2 separate regions of the Homo sapiens genome follow, and region 2 is linked to region 1. The links are chromatin contacts, found by Hi-C or POLR2A ChIA-PET in ENCODE. All regions are on one chromosome and are shown on one strand. Each heading gives the region's core, a stretch centred on a gene start or an enhancer-like site at or near the end of the contact. The rest is flanking DNA. Distances are from core to core; before and after follow the strand shown.

Evidence for each region. Hi-C counts contacts between places; a loop is a spot of excess contacts on that map. ChIA-PET counts read pairs that join two places held with the same protein, here RNA polymerase II (POLR2A). Pooled maps may share reads with other maps.
Region 2: a loop to region 1 is called in a pooled map, with 2.0 times the contacts of the local background. The contact joins the enhancer-like site here to the promoter of RINL in region 1. A Hi-C loop is called at or near these places in 1 of 168 maps with a recorded cell type or tissue (natural killer cell) and 4 of 50 pooled maps. POLR2A ChIA-PET finds 5 or more read pairs at or near these places in 3 of 52 experiments (CD8-positive, alpha-beta memory T cell, GM12878 and activated T-cell).

Annotation. Positions count from the first base shown.
Region 1 is chr19:38,876,016-38,879,596 of GRCh38, reverse strand. RINL (Ras and Rab interactor like) reads left to right here and starts at 1,322. Exons shown (of 12, transcript NM_001195833.2): 1 at 1,322-1,365; 2 at 2,816-2,904; 3 at 3,107-3,266. The coding sequence starts at 2,855. SIRT2 (sirtuin 2) reads left to right here. Exons shown (of 16, transcript NM_012237.4): 15 at 97-163; 16 at 287-1,037. The coding sequence ends at 442. RefSeq lists enhancers at 686-785, 826-945 and a silencer at 1,486-1,535.
Region 2 is chr19:38,684,281-38,687,698 of GRCh38, reverse strand. The region is part of intron 1 of ACTN4 (actinin alpha 4); the gene reads right to left. Among named protein-coding and RNA genes, the nearest start is that of ACTN4, 38 kb to the right of the region's middle. RefSeq lists enhancers at 1,664-1,723, 2,894-3,033. Within about 2 kb of position 1,763, at least 36 of the 41 ENCODE cell types and tissues checked have a DNase peak (open chromatin) inside an H3K27ac peak, as active enhancers do; they include GM12878 and natural killer cell, where a contact is called at or near this core.

The sequences.
Region 1 (3,581 bases), core at 73-2,572:
GGACAGGGTGAGGTGGGAGCGGGGGCACGAAGGCAGATGAGAGGAGCAGGCAGGGGCGAGCCCGCCTGGGAACTCTGATCTCCTGCTGCACCGCAGGGACGTGGCCTGGCTGGGTGAATGCGACCAGGGCTGCCTGGCCCTTGCTGAGCTCCTTGGATGGAAGGTGAGGAGCTGAGCAACCCCAGCCTGTCCTGAGCCCCATCCCTGGACCCTCTCCCCACCCCATGGGTCCTCTGACCCCATGATGCACAGTGACCTTTGACTTCTGTGACCTTTGCTCCTGCAGAAGGAGCTGGAGGACCTTGTCCGGAGGGAGCACGCCAGCATAGATGCCCAGTCGGGGGCGGGGGTCCCCAACCCCAGCACTTCAGCTTCCCCCAAGAAGTCCCCGCCACCTGCCAAGGACGAGGCCAGGACAACAGAGAGGGAGAAACCCCAGTGACAGCTGCATCTCCCAGGCGGGATGCCGAGCTCCTCAGGGACAGCTGAGCCCCAACCGGGCCTGGCCCCCTCTTAACCAGCAGTTCTTGTCTGGGGAGCTCAGAACATCCCCCAATCTCTTACAGCTCCCTCCCCAAAACTGGGGTCCCAGCAACCCTGGCCCCCAACCCCAGCAAATCTCTAACACCTCCTAGAGGCCAAGGCTTAAACAGGCATCTCTACCAGCCCCACTGTCTCTAACCACTCCTGGGCTAAGGAGTAACCTCCCTCATCTCTAACTGCCCCCACGGGGCCAGGGCTACCCCAGAACTTTTAACTCTTCCAGGACAGGGAGCTTCGGGCCCCCACTCTGTCTCCTGCCCCCGGGGGCCTGTGGCTAAGTAAACCATACCTAACCTACCCCAGTGTGGGTGTGGGCCTCTGAATATAACCCACACCCAGCGTAGGGGGAGTCTGAGCCGGGAGGGCTCCCGAGTCTCTGCCTTCAGCTCCCAAAGTGGGTGGTGGGCCCCCTTCACGTGGGACCCACTTCCCATGCTGGATGGGCAGAAGACATTGCTTATTGGAGACAAATTAAAAACAAAAACAACTAACAATCCGGTCTGGCCTCCTGTTTCTTTCTGTGGGCACCCAGGGAAATCTCTGAAGGGAGGGGGTTAGATCTTGGGCCACTAAGGAACCAGAAAGTCTCCGGGATCCAGAGTGAGGGGTAACAAGAGGGTCCTCACGGGGGCCCTCGTGGCTCTGACCCCTGGACTCCCAGCCTGCCAGTGTCCCTTCCTCTAAGCCCCGTCACTAAAGGCCTGAGGCCCCAGAAAGAGGGAGGAAAGTTGACTTCAGATACCCCAGCCCCGCCTCTTCCCCCTGCCTGCTCAGCTTCCTCTCTCCACTTCCTGCTACTGCAGGCCTCTCCTCCGAGAACAGGTAGGGCCCCCAGGAACCGAGCATCTGGCATCTTCAGCCCCTGCTGCCTCCCTTTGGTATGAGGCAGCTGCCCTGACCCACCCCTGCCACGCACTGCCCACAGCCTCCTCTCCTGCCACGGTACACAAGCAGGCATCTGCTTCCCTCTCCCCTCCCCTCCCCTCCCTTCCTTCCTGCTCTTGCCTGGGCAGGGCACCTGCGCCTCCCTGCCCACCTCCCTCCTTCCTAATAACACCCTGGCCTTCTGGTCAATGGCCTAATGTATTTGTTTAGCTGCCTATTATCCATATGCTACACCTGCCCCAAACAAGAATGGAAGGCCCTGAGGGGAGGAGCCTGTCCTGTTCATCACCCTCTCTCCAGGGCAGAGGCACCTAATTCCAGCCTGTATTCAGTAAATACTGGATGGATGGAAGGAAGGAAGGAAGGGAGGGAGGGAGGGAGGGAGGATGGATCCTCCCCCGATCCAGGTCTCCTGCTCCTGGGACTGCTGCTGGGATAAGTGCCACCCTAAGTGATAACCTACGTAGGACTCTGTACCTGGTTAGGAGCTGGGGCCTGATGGGTGGATGAAGAGAGAGAGGAACAGATGTGTGATAAAGCAAGATGAGTAAAATGTTCATGGTAGAATCTTGGTAGTGGGCATAGGGATGTTTCCTGTACAATTCTTTCAGCTTTTCTCTATGTCTGAAATTTTTCATAATAAAATGCTGGGGGAAGAGATTCAGTGGCCCCTCCATGGTGTGGGAAGGGAGGAAGAGGGGATGTTATTACCTTTCCAGATATAGGGACTGCCTACTCTGGGCCAAGAACTTTTCCAGGCGCTGACTGGGTTTTGCCAAGGGCTGGCCCACATTTACACAGCCCCCATGGCTGTTAAAAATCTTAACATATTTCCTACCACTTCAGTAAAGAGCTATTGTTTTGAGTCCTCTCCCCACACCGCAAGACACACTGGCCTCTCTCCTGGGATCCCCAGATTCCCCACCATCCGGTACTAAAGATTTAACCCCTGCCGGCCGGGTGTGGTGGCTCATGCCTGTAATCTCAGCACTTTGGGAGGCCGAGGCGGGGGGATCACTTGAGGTCAGGAGTTTGAGACCAGCCTGGGTAACACGTCAAAACCTTGTCTCTACTAAAAAATACAAAAATTACCCAGGCGTGGTGGTGCACGCCTGTAATCCCAACTACTCGGGAGACTGAGGCACAAGAATCGCTTGAACCTACGAGGCGGAGGTTGCAGTGAGCTGAGATCGTGCCACTGCACTGCAGTCTGGGCAATACAGTGAGACTCCGTCTCAAAAATAAAATAAAGAATTAACCCCTGCCACGGCAAGCGGCCTCTGGGGTCCATTCTGATTGGTCAGGGTCTCTGCCATATTGATTGTAAATATCTTGAACATGACCCGAGGGCTAGAGCAGCTTTGAGTCTTACCTTTCTCCCTGCCAGAGGCCAGGTCATGACTCACTGGCTTCCTGCAACCTGACGATGGCCCAGCCAGAAGACAAGGCACCTGAAGTCCCCACAGAGGGGGTGAGGTGAGGCTACTAGGGCTGAGGCTATGCCCTCCTTCCCCTGCATCCAGAAACCCTTTCCATCCAATACCTCCCTCACTACAGAATCCTGAATCACATCTCTGAGCCTCTGCCCTGGGCCTGCCCCTTCCTGTACCTTTGACCTCACCTCATTGTCCCACTGCCCACCTCTGACCCCTGACTCCCTGGACACTGTCCATCCCAGGCTGGTCCCACCACAGGTGAACAAAGCAGACAGGACCCCTCTAGGGGTCCTCAGCACCCTAGAGCCACTTACTCGCCTGCAGAGGACATGGGGGGTGTGGCATGTGCCAGAGCTGGATACCCAGGATGCGGAGGCCCTTGTGGGGCTGTGGCCACTAGGGGTGAGTACTCACAGCTGGGGGCCCATCCTGACACCCTAGATTAGGACTCTGCTGGTTACTAGTGACAAACATGACACAAATTGGGCAAACCAAAAAGGCTATTTATTGCTGGGTGCAATGGCTCATGCCTGCAGTCCTAGCTACTCATGAGGCTGAGGTGGGAGGATCATTTGAGCTCAGGAGGTCAAGGCGGCAGTGAGCTGAGATCATGCCACTTCACTTGAGCCTGGGTGATGGAGCAAGACCCTGTCTAAAAAAAAAAAAAAAAAAATGTAATTTCAAGAAGCTCTGGATCCTGAACTTCAGAACACTTAT
Region 2 (3,418 bases), core at 514-3,013, 190 kb after region 1:
ACTTGTGTTTTCTTCTAAGAGTTTTACAGTTTTAGCTCTTACATTTAGGTATCTGATCCGTTTGGAGTTAATTTTTGTATATGGTGTGAGGTAAAGGTTCAACTTCATTCTTTGCAGATGGGTATCTATTAATAGTTGTTCCTGCACTATTTGTTGAAAACACTATTCTTTCCCCCATTGAATGGTCCTGCACCCTTGTTGAAAATCAATTGACAATAGATGTATGGGACCTGGGAGCTTTTTAAAAATACCTGAATTTCACCACAGGCAAAATGAGACAGATTCCCTCAAGGTGGGCCCTGGGCAATGACATTTGACAAAGTCCACCTAGTGAGTCTAACATGAAGTGAGGGCTGAGAGCGAACAATCTAATCCAACCCCCTTGTTCCATAAATGAAAGATCTGAGGTCTCAGTAGAACCAGAGGGGCTGGGTGCAGGGGCTCACGCCTGTAATCCCAGCACTTTGGGGGGGCTGAGGCAGGTGGATCATTTGAGGTCAGGAGTTCAAGACCAGCCGTCTTGAACTATTAGTAGAGACCAGCCGTCTCTACTAATAATACAGAAAAATTAGCCAGACGTGGTGGCACACGCCTGTAATCCCAGATACTCAGGAGGCTGAGGCAAGAGAATCGCTTGAGCCCAGGAGGCGGAGGCTGCAGTGAGCCGAGATTGTGCCACTGTACTCCAGCCTGGGCAACAGAGTGAGACTCTGTCTCAAAAAAAAAAAAAAAAGAGACTCTGCCACCAGATTTGTTAGACTGGAATGGATGCTTGGAGCTAAAAGAAACCCCAGGGTAAAGGGGGATAGGCGGCCCGGGGTAGGAGCTGCTCCCATCTGAGCCTGCCTCTGTTCTCAAACAGACTTCCGGAGCCATCCCACACATGGGAAACCAACCAACCAACCAACCAACCAACCCAAACCACTCAGATTATACGTCAAAGAACTGGGTTCTCCCCAAGGGGAAGAGCCTGCACTCCCCACACAGAGTCCAGGAAGAGATAGGTCTCAACCCAAGGCAGGTGGGGCCCACAGAGCGGGAGGCAGTGCTCAGCCCTCCAGGCAGAGCTTCTCACCAGGAGGAGGAGATGGTGAGGCCTACCTTGAAATAACTACCTTTAACAGAGGAAACTTACACTCCCAAAAGGCAGTTTTAAAATTAGGGCAGCAGCAGAGGCTGGGGCCTCCTCTGGCCCCATCTAGCATTTTGCTATGAAATGATCAGGCACACGGGGCCCTTCACCTGGAGAACAGGGAGGGTGAGCTACAAACACCCCATTTACTTTCAATGCTTACAGCTAAGCTCAGGTTTCAGGGTGGGGGTGGGGGACTACAGATCATCTGGTTTAAACTTTGATCTTTCAAAAAGATAGCCAAGTAAGCCAATTCTGGCCTTGAGACAGTGTGGCCTGGAATCTTAGCGAGTGCCTAAGGGGCCCAGTCTTTAGAATTAACGTTTTAGTCTGGACAAATCCGCCCAGGGATTTGTTCATCCAGACAAGAGGCCTTTGGCATTTGGGGAGAAAAGGTCAGACAGGGCACTGATGGGATTGTTATTTAGGCAAGTGCTACACACCCGTCCTGAGCTAGTGGGACCCCGGGAATTCCCCAGTAGATCTTGCCAGGTGCAGGAACTGCCACAGGAAAGGGGTGTCTGGAAGCAGGGCAAACACTCCTGTTTCTCCCTCTGTTCAATCTCTCCAGCAGATGGCTTGTTTTTTTGCTAGTATTCAAATGATCCGTAAACTGGGCCCTGCTGGTGGAAGGGTGAATATGCGAGGCCCTGGAGTAATCTTTAATCGTGGTAAGGGTTTTGTCTTTGACAACTGAAACTCCTGCTTGGTGATCCTTTTCCTTTTTCCTGTTTTGAGAGGCTCTGATTCAACAGTCCACCCGGCCAAGTCAGGGCCATCCTATTCCAGTGAAAGCAGAGAGGGGTGTCTCAGGGTGGGCATCCCAGCTAGGGTGGAGCTGGCTTGGTCTGGAAATCTGTGATCTTGACCATGTACAGCCCCCACAGACTTGGGCTTGTTTCATGCATACTCGGTCCCTGCGGGCTTCCTACTCTCTGAACCCAGGGTACGAAGATCCCTTTCAGAAGCAGAGTGAGTTTGGAGCACTGAGAGGATTAGGGGCCTTTATCCGCATAATTGAGTCCCCTCGATCCAGAGGTTGGGTGCTCACCAGCCTGCCTGCCCTTTGCTGAGGCCACAGGGCTCCTCTCCAGGCCTGCACCTCACAGAGGCTCCGTGAGCACTGGATGAGGGGGTGAATGAATCCCTGAGTCCATCTGGGAGGTGACTCCAACCAGAAATTTCAGGCTTGGAGTTTGAAGTTTGCCAGCAGGCAACTAATTCGTGGTGTTAAGAGTTACCTAAACTTGCCCTTAGCCTCCTGTGAGTGGGTGTTGGCTCCCAAGCACTAGGATGGTGTAGGGTACACAATTTGGGTGGGTTGGCCAAGCACGGTGGCTCACACCTGTAATCCTAGCACTTTGGGAGGCCAAGGTGGGTGGATCACGAGGTCAGGAGTTCGAGACCATCCCGGTCAACATGGTGAAACCCTATCTCTACTAAAAATACAAAAATTAGCTGGGCTTGGTGGCATGTGCCTGTAATCACAGCTACTTGGGAGTCTGAGGCAGGAGAATCGCTTGAACCCAGGAGGCAGAGGTTGCAGTGAGCTGAGATCACGCCACTGCCTTCCACCCTGGCTAAAGAGCGAGATTCCGTCTCAAACAAACAAACAAACAAACAAAAAGCCATTTGGGTGGGTTAAGAAATCACTCTGGATTTGGGGGTCTCTTTTTTTTTCCCTTGACAATATTCAGTCCATCTCAGATTCCTTGGATGCATGAGACAGACAACATTAGCAGTGTCTTGGGAGGATTTAAAAAAAGAAAAACCTGACCATGACCACAGAGAGAGAAAGAAGAGAAAAGAAAAGAAGAGATCAAAATAGGATTCTATAGCCAAAGAGTAATTATAGGATCGGGAGGAACCAGTAGAGACTGAAACCTCTGACTCATAATTGCTCCATTAAAAATGGTGAAACATCTGCCCTGGCCGAGGAACAGGGCTACACTCTCACCCTGGCTCGCCCCACCTACAAGCCTTCCTGGGGCTGGCATGAAGGGGTGGCTGTCTCCAGGAGCGGTGTGGGTATGACGTCAAAGGACAAAGGGGCCCCTGCTGCTCTCAGGGGCAGATCTGACTCCTGGCCCCAAAACAAGGGAGGAGTGGTTTGTCCTGCAGGGGGTGGGGGACCAGGGTGGGGCAGCACTGGGAAGGTGTGGGTTCAGTTTTCTAGGAAAGGCCTAGGTGGTCCTGAGTGCTCTCACTACACCATGGGAAGAGGACCGAGGAGGACTCTGGGTACCATGTCAACCTGCCCCATGAAAGCCACTAAGGGGCTGAGCC